2 separate regions of the Mus musculus genome follow, and region 2 is linked to region 1. A link is a loop called in an ENCODE intact Hi-C map of the cell type or tissue named here. Cell type or tissue: gastrocnemius. All regions are shown on one strand.

Region 1 (8,000 bases):
AAACAAAAAAACATGTAAATTGCACTTGATGTCACATGCCTTTGATCCCAGCACTCAGGGAGTAGAAGCAGGCAGATCTCTACTAGTTCAAGGCCAGCCTGGTCTACAGAGCAAATTCTAGGACACAGAAACCATGTCTTGAAAATGAAAAAGGAAAAGGAAACAGAGTTGACACATTGTTTTTTTTTTAATTATCAGATATTTTTGTTGTTCATTGATTTCATGACTGTAAAGTCAACTCTTGTTTTCTTTTTTCAAGACAGGGTCTCATATGGACCAGGATAGACTCAAACTTACTGTGTAGCTGAGGTTGACCTTGGACTCCCAATCTTCCTTTCCTTAGTGTTGGGATCTGGCATATGCCTGGTGTGTCCACTGCTAACAAGAGAGCCCAGGGCTCATGCATGCTAAGCAAGCGCTCTGTGCTGCATTCTAAGCCCTCAGCTCCTGACTCTAAATGGTGAGGTGTTTAGTAAATAAAACCAAAACAAAAGCTTCGGGAACCAATAAAGTTGCCCAGGTTTTACATCTTTGTGTCATGAGAAGGACGCATGAAGGACTCTCCCTAAGGCTTTGTTTTAGGGGGTCAAGAGCCTCACTTTGAAGGAATCTAAATTCTCAGGAGCTCCAAATCCTTTAGGACTTAGTGTCAAAATTTGTCCTACCACAAACATTTCCAGTCAATCTGATCATATGTTGCTTCCCTTGGTAACCAGTGAACTTTCTACAGCGCCCGGCTGTGAGTTCTAAGTAAACAGGGTCCGCTTTATAATCACATAGTCCATGTTGTCTGATAACATATGCGGAACCCAGTCCTGCTTCCCCTGGAAAAATGGCTATATCTCTCCAGTGCTGGGCAGCTGGAGATGTAGCTGGCTCTGCAGTAGAGTGCTTGCCTAGCAGGCCCAAGACCCTGGCTTTGATCTCCTGAATGCCCTCCCCCCAAAATGAGATAGGACACTGCCCTCAGCCCCCCAACACACACACACACCACACATATTGGTTTTATGAAGCCTTGGGTTTCAGGTAAAACGCTCTCTCGTTTGTTGGGTCAAACAAACCTTGCTCTCGCAGGTCTGTTTCAAGGATAATGCTGTAAACATAAGCCGACTTTACTTAAAATCATTGTTCATTCGGGAGCTGAGAATGTAGGTCTTTCAGGCAGAGTGTCTACTTAGCACACACAAAGCCTGGGTTGGCTCCCTAGCCCCAAATGAAGCAGGCGTAATGGTGTCCACCTGTCATCTCAACACGCAGGAGGTAGAAGCAGAGGGAGGCGATTCAAGGCAGTCTTCAGCTGTAAACTCCATTCCAATGGTAAGAAAATCATTGTTTTGAATGGTTCTCATCTATTTGCTTTGGGGCCAGCTGGTCCTCTTCCCCTGTGCAAGCCCATCCCGTCTTCTTTTTGATCTTCCAATCAAACTGCACACTCAGCCCCACCTTGGGCACGCAGCTCCATAGTGGTTGCAGGCAGAAGGCTTCACCAAGGCAGTCAGAGGCCATCAAGGCACCAAGGCACCATTTGTCCCTCAGTTACCAGGTCTCCGTTCCTGCTTCCTCTGCTCAGTGCTTGGCAGCCAGGTGGTAACCTCCTGGTAACGTTTTCTGCTGGGCTTCCCTGATGCAGAGGCACCTTGGGTCCTAGGGAGGCCGGTGTGTTTGAGGTCATCTTCTGAGGCTCTGTCAAGCTCTCTCTAGCTACAAAAGATAGCTTTCTGTCTCATAGAGCCCCTGGAAAGGTGGCAAGTAGCAGTCTCTCTAGGCCAGCCCTTGCTCCTGCGTCCTAGAGAGGAACGGGACTATGGTATTGTCTCTAAGCCCACTCTGGCTCACATGAAACCTGATGTCACCTGTCCCTATGTCTCAGGGCTAGTGGCTTATAAAGAAACAAACGTGGGTTATCAATGTGGCTCAGTTGGTAGAGCACACACCTAGCAAGCAAGAGACCCTGGGTTCCATCCCCAGCACGGAATAAACCATGGCTGTCAGTGTATTCCAGCACTTGTGAGGCAGAGGCAAGGCGGATGGGAAGTTCAACCTCAGATACAAGTAAGTTTGAGGCCAGTGTGAGCTATGTGAGACAAATAAGATCCACAAATATGCGATATATGCCTGTGATCCCAGCACTCGGAAAGGCAAATGCTGGATCAGGGGTTCAAGACCAGCCTTTGCTATGGGACACCTTATTTCAAACAAAACAACAAAACAGAATAAATGAATAGATAGTTCAGGCTGCTGGCCTAAGCCTATGCGTCCAGCTACTTGATACTGAACCAAGAAGGCCAAAACTTCCTGGGCTACAGAGTGAGAGGTCAGGTCTAGCCTGGGCAACTAAAGAGGTAAGACTAGCCCAGCAGTAGTGGTACATGCTTTAATCCCAGCACTTGGGAGGCAGAGGCAGGAGGATTTCTGAGTTCTAGGCCAGCCTGGTCTACAGAGTGAGTTCCAGGACCGCCAGGGCTATACAGAGAAACCCTGTCTTGAAAAAGAAAAAAAGAAAAAAAAAAGAGGTAAGACAACTGGTTGTGGTACAGTGCTTGTCTGATATGCACAGGCATGGATAGAAACAATAGATTTAGGGACCCAGTGCAACCTTTTAATTCCAAGCAGTTACCCCTCCCAGCATGATCACACACACAGTGGACAGGGAGTGCCAGGGTCTGGGTAAAAACGAAACCCAGACCTGGGCAAAATAGATATATATATATGTATAATTATATACACGTACATATGTGGACAGACAGGACTGGAAGTGCAATTAGGTAGGGCAGGGAGTCAGGGAAGCAGCAGAGGGTGCCCCAATAAATTACATTCTGTAGAGAGCACAGTAGGAGATGCATGGCAATGGAGGGACCTGGGAGCTGGGACTCTCCATCCCATCTTAGGGAGGCTGAGGCCTGGGCTCGGTGGTCCCTGGACAGGTGCTAGAACGGTGCATCCTATCTGGTTTTGCCTGGAGGCTGGTGGTGGTGAGGCGTTGTGTGAACAGCGTCTCTGCTCTTAGCCACAGCTTTGAATAAGTCTTGGGTCTTGAGCAAGAGGTTTGAAGCTTAGGGGTTGCAAAGTACAGGACATACAAGCTAGAGGGAGGATGACCTCCCAGCTGGAGGTCCAGGTAGAGCCTGCTTCTGCCAGTTAGAGAAGCATCAGGCCCAAGTGCAGGAAACTGCCAGGAGTGCAGCTGGCTGGAGCCTTTGGGTGGACAGGCACAGGGTCCCAGAGCTGCCGCCTCCCCCTGTACAGGACAGCAGACCGACCTCCCCGCTAAGCCCCCTTCGTTTCTCCTCACTGTCTTCTGGGGACTCTCATGTGGGGTGACAGACAGGGAACGGGTGCAAACATTGTGTGCTGGAGTCCGGGCTGGGTTTGTCTAGGCAGTAGAGCCCAGGGAAATGGTAAGGCCCCCTGGCCCATCGTGGGGAAGGAAGTCCACGCCTCGTGACTCTGGGACTGTGCACTTCTTGGCTCTCTCCGTGAGGAATGGAGCCCAACGTTTCTGCCCTGCCTCCCGCTGCTCCCAGCCAGCAGAGGAAGAGGACACTGTAGGGAAGGGTCTCACAGCCCCAGCTTCAGGGCCTCGAAGCAGCAGAAGGAAGGTACTGTCACGGACAGGGCGAGCCGAATCGAGCCGAGCCGGCAGGGATGTCAGAAGAGGGAAGCTTTCTTCTTAAGTTCGTTCCGCTTCCACAGGGCCAGCTTGCCAAACTCCTCGGGAGACATGGCGAAGACCCTAGAGAAGTCCTCTGCTGACAAATGCCTCTGTGGGGACATGGGTAACGGAGTGACTTAAGGAGGTAGCCCCTACAGCCTCAAAGTCAAAGGCAGCCCCACGGGGTGGCCCCTCCCCCATGCCACGCATCTTTCTTTCATACCTCAAGCCTCATGCGGTCCACACCCGGAGGCAGCTTAGTTCTCCCCTTATTGGTCACCACCAGCATCTCATAGGGATAGATCTGGAGGGGCAGAGAAAGCCCTCTTAGGTGCCTAGTCCTGGGTCCTCCTAACCCTCGTGACTCCCCTGGTCCCGCTGCAGAGGCCACTGGGGTTCATGCCATCTCGCCATTCATCTCCTTCGGCTTCCCTGCTGCCCCCACCCCCCACCCCGTCATCTCCAGGAGCACCCTGAGCGCATTCAGCTTGGTGGGCTCCACCACCCCCCTGAAGCCCACCCCACTGTGGTGGTCAGGTCCCCTGCCCTCACCTTCTGCTCCAGCACACAGGGCAGGGAGTTCCCCCGATCCATCCTCCCCCTCTGGCCCTCTCCGTTCTGGGGAGACCAAAGCCGCAGTGAGCCAGAGTGGGTCAGGGGGACCTTCTCAACCTTACCCTAGGCGTCTTCAGTCTTCGCCAAGCAACTCGTCGGCCCGTGCCCCCCTCCCCCACCAGTCCCCATGCCTGGCTCTGGTTTCCCGAGCTTCTCCTGCTCCCCTCCAGGGGGCACTCACCTGCAGGCCTAAGGAGACAAGAGCCACGGTTTAGAGACAGCTTCAGAAATTGCACCTACACCTGATCTTAAACCACTGCCCACACTGGACATCGGCTCTCTATAAAGTCTGTGGAGGACCGCGTCCCAACGACGTGTGACCCCATTGCTCACCTGGGCTCCCAGCCTCACTTCCCGATGGGCTGAATTCTGTGGACTGTAGCTAGGAAAATGATACACAGACATCAGAGGAAGCCTTCAACAGTCTCCTTTACTCTGAGGGCTTCCCCCCCGCCCCAGAATCTCCAAGCGCTTGGCCACCCAGAAGCATGGTGGACACACACCAGGCAGCCCTGCTCGGTCCTAAGGCCTTACCCGGCTCAGGGTGGTCCTGCCATAGGAAGGAAGCGAAGAGGATTTAGATGTTCCCGAATGCAAGGCTGAAAGAGAGCAAGAGAGGGCCCAGGTTTAGTCCCTTGGTCCTGACAGTCCTTCCTAAGAGAGCTGCCTCCACGGCTTTCCCTGTCCAGAACCTAGCAAGGCTTCTACGGACTTTCACAGTGACGCTGTGGCTTTTGCTGAACGTGTATCTTCCCTCTCCTCTCCAACTAGAAGTGAGCCAAAAGCCTAGTGTGAACCCCAGGCAACGTTGAGGCTCATTTCACTTCAGCCACCATGAAGTAAGTTTGAGATCTACAAACACATGACAGCTCTAAGTGAAATCTCGAAGGTATGACAATGGTATTAACAGCGGTCAACTTCTAGCCATTTTGACAGCACAGTTCTGACACTGTCATCTTAGCACAGTGAATGCAGTCAGGATAGTTCCCATTTGAGGCTATGTAGCTGCCTCAGTAGGTAAGAGGGCTTGCTCTACAAGTATGAAGACCTGAGTTTGGATTCTAGGACACACATAAAAAGCAGAGCATGGCTGTGTACACCTGTAACCACAGCACTGTGTGGGGTCGAGACAGGGGGATCACTGCCAGTTCAGCTTCCACGTCTAGTAAGGCAGAGAGCAACAGTGCAGGATGCCCAATGTCCTCTCCTGGCCTCCACTTATAACATACCTGAATAGTTGTTTGTCTACACTACACACACACACATATACATACACACTTCCTATTGGCGTAACTGAAGATCATTTGCAACTTGTGCCTTTTGTAAATCACTAAATTTTTAACACTACTAGTTATAATTTCAGAGATTAGTTTGCAACAAGGTTTTTTTGTTGTTTTGTTTTTTGTTTTAAATCCAGGGGTCTCAAGATCTGCCTGCCTCAGCCCCCCTAAGTGCTGCAAGTACAGGGATGTGCCATGGCGTCTAGAAACTAACATTCCCTTTGTGGTTTCTTGAGACAGGGTTTCTCTATGTAGCCCTAGCTGTCCTGGAACTCACTTTGTAGATCAGGTTGGCCTCAAACTCACAAAGACCTGCCTGCCTTAGCCTCCTGAATGCTGGGATTAAAGGTATTTACCACCACACAGAGACAAAATAGAAGCTACCATTCTTAGAGTGGGCCAGCCTCAAAGCTCCTTTGTCTGTAACTAGTAGAAATGGCTGGCATCCCATTGCAGTTGCTTCAACAGGCATTTGTTAAATGTCCAGCTTACAGTTCAACACCATAAGCATCAGGCCTCTAAAGTCTACCGGAAGTTCAGTGCCTGAGAACAAAATAGGTTTGGGGAACCTGGTGTTTATTCTCAATTAAGTTTAGCATCTCTAAACTGAAAGTTCAAAATCTGAAATCCACTCTCCCCTGAATTCCAAACTTCTTCAGTCTTGTTGGTAGGGTTCTCAGTTTTGGATTTGGAAATGTTGGTTTCAGATTTTGCAGTTTTGGATTGGGGGAGGTCGTCTCCAATTTGGTAAAGTTTTTTCAAATACTCTAAAATCCAGGAAATGAAACAAAACCCTCTTTAAGTCTGAAACCCTTCAAATCCTAAGCATTTTGGATAAGGAATGATAAGCCTGAGTAGGGAATGAGCAGCTCTCAGGGCTGGGGATTGGCTCGGGGTCGTGTGCTGTCAGACAAGAACCTGAGTTTGGGCGAGGGGAGGGCAAAAGAAAGTCACTGATTCTCACAGTCAGCGCTCATTGCTGAAGTATGCTATGTACTAGTAATAATTAGGAGCATTTTTATTTTTATGGACAGAATTACAATGCCATCAGGTACATATAAACATTTTCCACCCCAAATCACTTTCAGGATGTATGCTGGCTGTTTTTATGTCAACTTGACACTACCTACATTCACCTGGGAAAGGGGAGCCTCAATTCGGAAAATGTCCTCAACAGACTGGCCTGTGGGTAACCTATGGGGACAGGTTCTCAACTGATGATTGATGTGGGAGGGCCCAGCCCACTGTGGGTGGTGCTACCACTATGCAGGTGGTCATGGATAGTATAAAAACACAAACCAGGCAAGCCAGGAGGAGCAGTCCTCCGTGGCCTCTTCACCAGTTCCTGACTCCAGGTTCCTGCCCTGCCTTCCCTGAATGATGGACTACAAGCTGTACGACAAAATAAACCCTTTCCTTGCCAAGTTGCTTTTGATCGTGGCATTTTATCACCGCAATGGAAACTTCAACTAGGACAGAAGGTTTGTGTTTGAAAGTGACGATTCCAAGGTAATGCCTGTTCATGACTCTGAGCTGTTGAGCCTGATGAGATCTGTCAGGAACCTGCACAACCACATGACATACATATCCATGGTCTTGTGCCAAAGTAAGGAAGGCACTTGACTATTAAACCTTACAAAGCCAAAAGGGAAGTCACAGAAGCTCATTTCTTTAGCTGAATAGAAGAATCTGGAACACTGAGACTGTATCTACCCATTGGGACGGTTTTGTAATACTCTTGTTCTCCAGGCCTCAACTACAGACTTTATATTCTTTAAAATGCCCTTTGCAAATCGTCTCACCCACCCCAAACCTGAGTCCTGGTGCTCTTCATGCATCCTAGCCATGGTCACTTTACCGCTCCTTCAGTTCCGGATGTGGCAGCAAATGTCTATAATCACAGCACTTGAGAGGCAAAGGCAGGAGGACAGAGAGTTCAAGGCCACCCTCAGCAAAACAGGAGTTTGAGGCTAGCATCAGTTACCTAAGATTGAACATTTAAGGCATCTGGCATAATGGTACATGCCTTTCATCTCAGTACTTTATAGGCAGAGATATAGAGGCATACCTCCAACCAACCAACCAACCAACCAACCAAAGAAGCAAACAAACAAGCAACAACCCCTACCAAAAACAAACAAACCAACCCAACTGAAGCCGAAACAACAACAACAAAAACCAAAGCAAATAAATTCCAGTCCTACTACGCCTCTCTGTTCCAGTCTTCTACACTCTTCCAAAGAGTTCTGCCCTGGAGCCAGTTGCCTAGCACTGCAGTCCCTTAGCACCCTCCTTACCAGACACTAGCCACAGATGAGCCCATCCCTCCTCTCTTACTCCCTCAGCTATGAATTAGCATCACCACAAAGGAAAGACCTTGCGGTAGTCCCCGTGGAGAAGGTCTCCCATGGCCGCATCCCGAGCACACGGCTCCATTTCCTCCCCAGGCTCCT
Region 2 (8,000 bases), 170 kb before region 1:
TGGGGCTGTGGAGCAGAGGATAAATTTTACCAAAGGGACAACTGCCATCCCTCCTCCCAGTCCCCACACCTACAGAGCTGAATGCCAGGCCAGTGTACTGCAATACTGTGATATGATAGGTTGGTTGGGCCCTTCACATATTACTAGATGTTGAATCAGTTAGGCCACCCCAGAAGAAGAATATCTGTCATGAAGCCTTGGCAGGTACAAGTTGGGACACCTTGTCAAGTGCTCTTTTAATAATTATTATTTTTTTGTATTTGTGTGTGCATATGTCATGGCACATGTGTGGAGGTTTGAGACAGAACCACAGAATTGGTTCTCTCTCTTTCTACCATGTAGAGAAGTCCCAGGAATTAAATTTAGGCTTGAGACTAGGCAACAGGTCCTTTACCCACTGAAGCACAGCACTGCCCTGACCCTAAGTGTTAAATTTTAATGAGAACCTAGAAGCAATCTTAAAGAGTTGTTTCCAAAAGTATTATGTCAGCTGGGTGTGGTGGTACATGCCTCTAATGCCAGCACTTTGAGGCAAAGTGAGGATGATCAGGAGTTCAAGGCCAGTTTCTTCTACATAACAAGTTCAAAGCAAGTCTGAGCTACATGAAATTCTGTTTCAAAAGACAAAGAAGAAAAAAAAAAAGAAGTACTTCTTATTCTCATCAGAGGGGCAGCAAATCCCAACACCATCATAGAGCCACCACCCTATGGAGGCTACCTGCCTTTAACCGTGCTATAGGCAGCAAAGGGCCAACCAAAGACTTAGTTCAGGAACCTATTATGGTTATGAGGGCCCAAGGATGCAAATACATGTCTATACAAAACAATTCCCACCTGCCACAATCACTTTGCAATCTATGAGCTCATGAGGCACATTAAAGTAAAACACAATACCATTGTACACCTACAAGGCAAAGTCACAAGGGCTGAACCTACAAGGCAAAGTCACAAGGGCTCAAAGCCCAACCCACAAGGTTGGCCTGATCCTTTCTTCTTCCCAGAAGAGGGAGGGACATTTCCGTTGGACCAATTTTCTCACATTTGTTTAGTATTGTAGGTGTTGACCAAAACACATACGATTTGCACATTTCTTTATTCTTTCAACCACAACTTACTGCATCCATCATGTTCAAGGAACTATTTTATGTGCTAAAATATAGTTCATGCCTAAGACTCACCTGTACTCTGTGGTCATAGACTATCAGTGGGATCTCAGATAAGAAATGAAAGGATGACAAATGCTGTGGAGAGAAGGGAAACAGTGAAGAGGAGCAAAAAGCACCAGAGGGGTGAGTTTTAGATTTACCTGGACCTGACTCTGTAGCACAGGCTAGCCTCAAACTCATACCCGCTGGCTATAGTATCCTAAGTGCTGGCAACAAGCGGAGCACATTGCACCCGAGTTAGCTAATTTATGTAGAGTGGCCAGGGAATCTCAGAGAACTGAAGGATTTCAGAAGTAAGACCTAGAAACATCTGGATAAAGTTGAGTCTAGACCTGAGGGAAAGGACATGGGGTGGGGGAAGGGTGCAGCTTGCCCACTGTGACAGGGCAGCAAGGTCTGTGTGGCTGGGAAAAGTTGCAGAAATCACAGAAGGGTCCTATGCTTTATAGAGCATAAACAACACATATTGGCTTAATAAAAGCTTGCTGATCACACATGTCTCTTACTGGACTTATCTGATACTCAATAAAGTCTTTACAATCACTCTAATTTAAAAGCAAAAGGGGAAGGGAAAGGGACTAGAGAGATGGCTCAGATTAAGAGCACATATTCTTGCAGCAGACCTGGTTTGGGTTCCCAGTATCCATGTGGTAGCTCCCAACCATCCATAACTGAAGTTCCAGAAAATCTGATGCCCTTTTTTGACCTCCAGACACTAGGCATGCACTTAGTACACACACATACATACAGGAAAATTACTCAGAACACTCAAATCTTTTTATAAAAAAATAAAAGCAAACTAGGAAACTGGTTCAGTGGGTAAAAGTCCTTGGCTGCACTTGATAACTTGAACCCCACATTCAAAGCAGCAGCAGAAACAAGAGATCCTGTATCAACAGGGCATAAAGTTGAGAGCTGACTCCTAAAAATTGTCTTCTGACCTCCACATCTACGTACCCCCAACTCATGCAAAGTAACCATTTTAATAAATTAAAAAAAAAACCACTGTGCAAATAGAGATATGGTGATAACATTCTTCTGTTTAAAAACAATTTAAAAAAAATAAACTGAGGGAAGACAAGTGACTTTTTTTCCTCTCCAAGGTTACTTGTGGAATTGAAGCCAATCCCAAGGCTGACTGAAGCCTACAGAGCCACTTTACACAAAGAAATGAACAAGTCTTTAGTTCTTTCTGTTTCTAACACAAAATACATACACACAGATGCAGGTAGTAATACATTTGCATTCATTTGCACCCTTGTATCAACTGCTTCCCTATCCCCCCCCCCCCCCCCCGTTATTTGCACATATTTGTTGGTAGAAATGGATGCTTCCCTTGAGAGGCTCAGCCAGGAAAGCAGACTGGTCTCACTTTCCCAGCCTCCTACTGACGAGCTCTCTAACTTGTGCATCTGGGACCCAGAGACAGGTGGTGAGAACACACACAGTGGGAAGCTTTGCTGTACAGCACTTCAGACGGGGAAGGGAGAAGGTGATACACCATCTTCTTGGAAGACTCAAAGAACCCAAGGGTTGCCGGGCGGTGGTGGCGCACGCCTTTGATCCCAGCACTTGGGAGGCAGAGGCAGGCGGATTACTGAGTTCCAGGCCAGCCTGGTCTACAGAGTGAGTTCCAGGACAGCCAGGGCTACACAGAGAAACCCTGTCTCGAAAAACCGAAAAACCAAAAAAAGAAAGAAAGAAAAAAAAAAAAAAAACCCAAGGGTTTCTGTCCATGGTTGGTGCATGCCTATAATTAAAGCACTCAGGGGGCCAAGGCAGGGTTGAAACTTTGAGGCCATAATGAGCTACGTAGAGATATTGTCTCACTTAAATACAACAACAAAAACAAAAAACAAAAACAGCAAAAAACACTTAAAAATTCCAAAGAACTATGGATTGCAAAATACCAAACATCTTCAGATACAAGACCATTAGGTTACTTCAGACACAAGACCATTAGGTTACTCCAAAAAGAAAGGGGGGGAAAAAAAAAAAAAAGAAAAGCAGGAGGTTCTCGATCAGAAGAGAGAAGATTCCACTGACACCCAAGAGCAGTCATCAGCTATTTAAAAGCACAAAGGGCAGGAGCCCAGAGCTCACCAAAGCTGCCTGAGACCAGGCAGGGTTTGCATGGTCTACAGGGCACACACTCCCAGAGCCTCTGCCTCTCCTGTTCTTGAACTAGATGAATACCACCACCTGACAGAGCGAGTGTGAGCTTTTGGTTCCAAGACAATGGAGTTACTATTCCATCTCTTCCCGATACCTGGTTAGGTAGCCCGAGAGGCTCTGCAGGAAAGGCCCCCGTGGTGCTCAATAAACCACAGGCCAGAGGAGAAAGGGAAGAGAGGCTACAAGAAGTACCTGACTGTTCCAGAGCCAGCTGGCAGTCAGTACTGAGTCTGGGCTTCATCCCTGTAGATGCTAATGCCGGGAGTGTCTTTGCTCCAACATAAAAATGTCTCAGCCCTGCTGACAAGCAAGCAGATGTTCTCCCAGGCACCACAATGACCCCAGCGAAGGAAGCAGGGCAGGCAGCATAGGCATGGCAGTGGGAAGCAGGCATGACAGGCCGACCTGGTGACGCCCTAGCGTCCTAAGGCAGAAGAGAACAGCTCAAACACCAAGCCTCACCTCACCAAGTGTCAACCCCAATCTCACCAAGGCGGCTTTGCTCTTTTAAGAACCATTGGATGAGGTGTAGCGGGAATTCTGGCCAGATGTTTCTCTTGACCAATACCTTTATGGGAGTTAGTCTACTAGACACTTGCTGCAGGAGAGGGTGCAAAGAGTAAGCAGCCCTCCTACCACATCACCTAAAGGCCCCTGCAGGGCGCCTTAAGGCTCCTCCAGCTTCTTCTAACAGAAACTCCAACAGGAAGCAGGCGGCTAAGACAGCATGGGATAGAAGCTACACAAGAGCTGACATGAACATTCATTCATTCCATCAGCCCAGGGTGGGAATAGGGTGCAGAGTAAGGATAAATGAGAGCTGGGGCTTATGGCTCAGTGGTAGGGCACTTGCCTCGCATGCTCCAGGTCTCAGGCTCAGCACTGAAAAGAGTTAAAAATTAAAAAGCAATGGAGTCACAAAAGTAGGGATGTGAGCAGAACCACTTACTTCTTCCAAGTATAAAGTTAATTTATTTGGAAATAGACTCAAAGGAAAGGAAAACTAACATTTATTGAGCGCCTATGGTTATGTACATGTGTATATATACATACATATGTATGTTATGTGTATACAAACACACACATACCCCTTATATAATGTATATCCAGTCTTGTGCAAGGAGTTCCCATCTACAACATTCCCTGTGCTGCTCACACCAACCCTGCGAGGTAGGTATTGTCCTCATGTCTGTCGGGTGAGGAATATGAGGCTCAGAAAGATTATGTAGTTTAAGGACACAGAGCTAGAAACCAGGGAGCTGGGACTGAGTTTTAAGTCTTCAGTTCCATCGCATCCCTGTTCTTTCTTACCTGCCTGAGCCCCTTCCCTTCCTATCCCCGTAGCCCACGGCTCCCCAAAAAGAAGCCTGCCCCATTCTACTCTGGGAGAATGCAGTCAGTTGAGGATTAAGACATAAATAAAAAATAAATAGCAGGGTCACGTTCCCAGAGATGAGGATGCGCCTTCCATACCCAGGCTGTGTGAGGTCCCATTCACAGCTGGGGCGAGGGGCAGCATGGCCCTAGTCGGGGGAAACTGGGACTACAGCCAAAGGCTACAACGGGTGGGCTAAAGAGGCCCTTCTGGGCTGCGTGTATTTGAGAGCATGTGCGGTCGTGGGCACAGTCACCGTGCTCCTCCATCTGTCCATCTCACCGGTGTTTGTGATCCAAGAGAGATTCAAAATCAGGAGAACATACAAGTTTGTGCTTCACATGTCCCAGGACTGTCATCTCCCCTGTTCTGCTGTCTCCAAGGCCCACAGACACCAGTTCCTGCCATTCAACAGAGACATCAGTGAGAAGCACACACCCACACCCAGCCCTCAGTGCAGTGACCCAGAAGCTCCTCGCCACCTCAGCACAGGCTGTTTAATATTTCCCCAAGCCTCTCCCTGGCCCATCGGGGTCGTACCTGCAGGAAAGAACAGGTCGTTCCCATGGTCACATCTAGAGTCACCTTGCCCAGGAGGAGTTGCACCTTCCCTGACTTACGGATGAGCAGTTTGCCCACTTGACCCTCTGTCAGGTCAGCCAAGGTACAAGCATTCTCTGCTAGCCTGGCTTCCTGTGGAGAGAAGCCACAGGTGGTTACTAGGCAACAGCTTTCATGAATGAATCCATTTCTGTTTCCCAGGAAGAACTGCAGCAGCGGCAGAAATCCTGGAGCTATCGGCCTAGAATTTCCCCAGACCTCGCTCTTGAGCATACCCGGTCTTTTTCCTGCTTTATGACTACCATCTGTCCATCCTCGCCCTGCACCTCTGTCTTGACAGGCTTGATGTCCTGAGTGGGTGGCTGCCCGGGGAGGGTGTCAGGCAGCTGAAGGAACAGGAGCTCCTCATCCTTCATGAGGCTCAGCTCTCTGAGCAGCTCGGCCACCGACACGTCCTTTGGGAGGCCAGGAGTCTTCCGGGCTGCTCTTGGAGGGGCTTTCACCTTGGCTTCCTCTTCCTCATCTCGTGGCTCCTCTTTCACTGCCCAAAGTGAGAAAGAGCAAACAACAGCAAATATAAGTAGCCCTACCCACTAAGCCAATTCTCTATTCCCAAGCCTTCATATCCGTGGGCTCCGCTGTTGCTGAGCCAGAAGTTACGTAGAGGAACAGCAAAGAAATTCAAGAGTGCCTTCTCTGAGGCCGGGCATACTGGCACACAGACGTGCGGTCTGAGGCAGAAACTTATGTCTTGATTCCGTGCCTGTACTTTTGAGTGGGAAGGGGAAGGAGACACTGCTGAGGGCTTCTGGGAGAGCTAGGGAAGAAGGGAAGTCAGCTGACGCACGCATGCACGTTACCTTTGACGGCAGGCACGTCCACCTCCATATCTTCTTCCTTGGGGCCAGCCGAAAAAGGCTTAGCCTCTGGCTCTTCACTCTCCTCCTTAAAAAGCCACCCTGAATGAGCCAGAGGCAGCTGCACTGGCATGTTCCGTGTGTCATTCTTTAGCCCCGGGTCATCGATGAACTGCCAAAGAGTTGGAGGGGGGGGGGGGTCACATGAAATGTCAGCACGTGTGCTTACATCACAGCCCGTTTCGGGACTTGTGTCTCTCTCTTTTCTTTGCATATGTGTACGTCTCACACAGAGGCAAGCTCGCTCTCCACTGAGCTGCACCCCCAGCCCCTCTTTAGTGCTCCTGTAACCAAAAGCTTGAACATGTCCCTGGCCTGGCTCCCTCAAAACCCTCTTTAGCAGCTACAAAAGAACCTGTCCCCCAGGCTCCTGGCACCTACGTCATCCTTCTCCAGCATGCGCAGGATCTGCTTGGTCTCTTCGTCTGTTTCTCTCTTCTCTTTTTTGATGTTGATGATATGAGAAGGTCCCATGTCGGACATGTCCACGGTCTTATCCCAGTTCCCTGCGGGAAATCATGCTGTCCACTAGGGTTCAATAAGGAAGACTGCCCACAGCGAGGAGAGCCCAACTTGGAATGGAGACTCCCACGCTCTGCCTTCTCAGGCAGTCTGAACTGCAACCCAGACCAGGTCCCTTCCTGGTACCTTTTTTTTTCATCATTTCTGCCGGACCCTGCTCGAAGATAGAATGGGACTGGATCACTTCCGGGCGGCCACGTCCCCGTCCGTGACCCTCACGCTGGCGGTCCCTGTCCCGTTCACGCTTTTCCTTCTTCATAGTCACTTCTTCTTTTGGCCTGGGAATGAGGACAGACAAAAGGGTCTGCCTCAGGAAATGGAGCCTCCTCGCTTGCCCCTTTCAGCCCGCTGAGCAGAGCTTGTGAGCCAGTAAGTACACTACGAGAATCGGCACCCAACCCTTCGCTATACCTTTGACATCTCCCATAAAGCACGGCCTTTAATTTCCTTCTACTTTACCGTCTTGTCAAAATGTGGGCCTTTTGTTTTGTTTGTTGGTTTTTTAACCCTCTAAAAGTAGAAAGGCTGGAGAGCAGAGGACCTTAAGGCAAAGTTGGAGAGTTCAGCCCCACCTCGGCAGAAACAGAAGGTAGCTGAAACTATAAGAGATGGAGCCTACTGGGTGGTTACCCAGCTCCTAAAGGAGAATAGAAACTCAGCCCTTTCCTCTCCTTAATTTCTTTCTTCCCTTGGGTATTCCGACTGCATTCATTGCCATACCATGAACCCAAAAGCAAGAACCACCTGATTGATCGTGGACTAAAATCTCCAAAACAAAATGTCCCTCTCTGTAAGCCAATTATCTCAGCTATTTATTACAGAAAAAAAACAAAACAAAACAAAAACCAAAAAGACCCTCTAATGCAAAGTGCCCTGGAGCTAAGCGTGGAGGTGTACATCTTAATCCCAGCACTCAGGACACAGGTCTGAGAGGCAAGCACATCTCTGGGAGTTCTAGGCCAGCAACCTACATAAGTGAGTTCCAGGACATGCAAGGCCATGTAGCGAGGCACTGTCTCAAAAAGAAACATGCCCCTATATAACCCAGGATTGAAGGATGAGAACCACTGGTGAATAAGCTAATAGCGTAAGTTAAAATCTCTAGGCCACACAACCTAATTACGTCCCCAAATTCAGAGCTAACCGGGGTGAGTACTGTTCATTCATTACTTACTCTTCTTTGATCTTCCGACTGATGATATTTGGGGTGAAGGTTTTCTGAAAAGTAAAACACAGTACTGTATTTTCGATGTGCTCAACTGACCAACAGTCCTGGGATGGCTT

What was found. Hi-C counts contacts between places; a loop is a spot of excess contacts. Peaks named below come from ENCODE experiments on the same cell type or tissue, not always from the same donor. Only the 100,000 strongest peaks of a DNase experiment are listed, where the experiment ranks them.
Region 2: a loop joins it to region 1, with 2.4 times the contacts of the local background. A loop is called at or near these places in 1 of 42 quality-filtered maps.

Annotation. Positions count from the first base shown.
Region 1 is chr14:70,601,093-70,609,092 of GRCm38, forward strand. Dmtn (dematin actin binding protein) reads right to left here. Exons shown (of 16, transcript NM_001252662.1): 11 at 4,802-4,866; 12 at 4,601-4,649; 13 at 4,449-4,456; 14 at 4,205-4,270; 15 at 3,876-3,956; 16 at 1,092-3,762. The coding sequence ends at 3,649. Among named protein-coding and RNA genes, the nearest start is that of Fam160b2, 5.3 kb to the left of the region's middle. In gastrocnemius, a CTCF peak has its summit at 4,426 (motif pointing right); a DNase peak (open chromatin) is centred at 4,398; H3K4me3 peaks cover 1,169 bases; H3K27ac peaks cover 855 bases.
Region 2 is chr14:70,434,462-70,442,461 of GRCm38, forward strand. Polr3d (polymerase (RNA) III (DNA directed) polypeptide D) reads right to left here. Exons shown (of 9, transcript NM_025945.3): 3 at 7,891-7,934; 4 at 6,843-6,994; 5 at 6,576-6,700; 6 at 6,138-6,306; 7 at 5,553-5,818; 8 at 5,257-5,409; 9 at 4,287-5,117. The coding sequence ends at 4,995. It also overlaps a transcript of Piwil2 not described here. Among named protein-coding and RNA genes, the nearest start is that of Polr3d, 5.0 kb to the right of the region's middle. In gastrocnemius, no CTCF peak of the experiment used is centred here; a DNase peak (open chromatin) is centred at 4,880; H3K4me3 peaks cover 357 bases.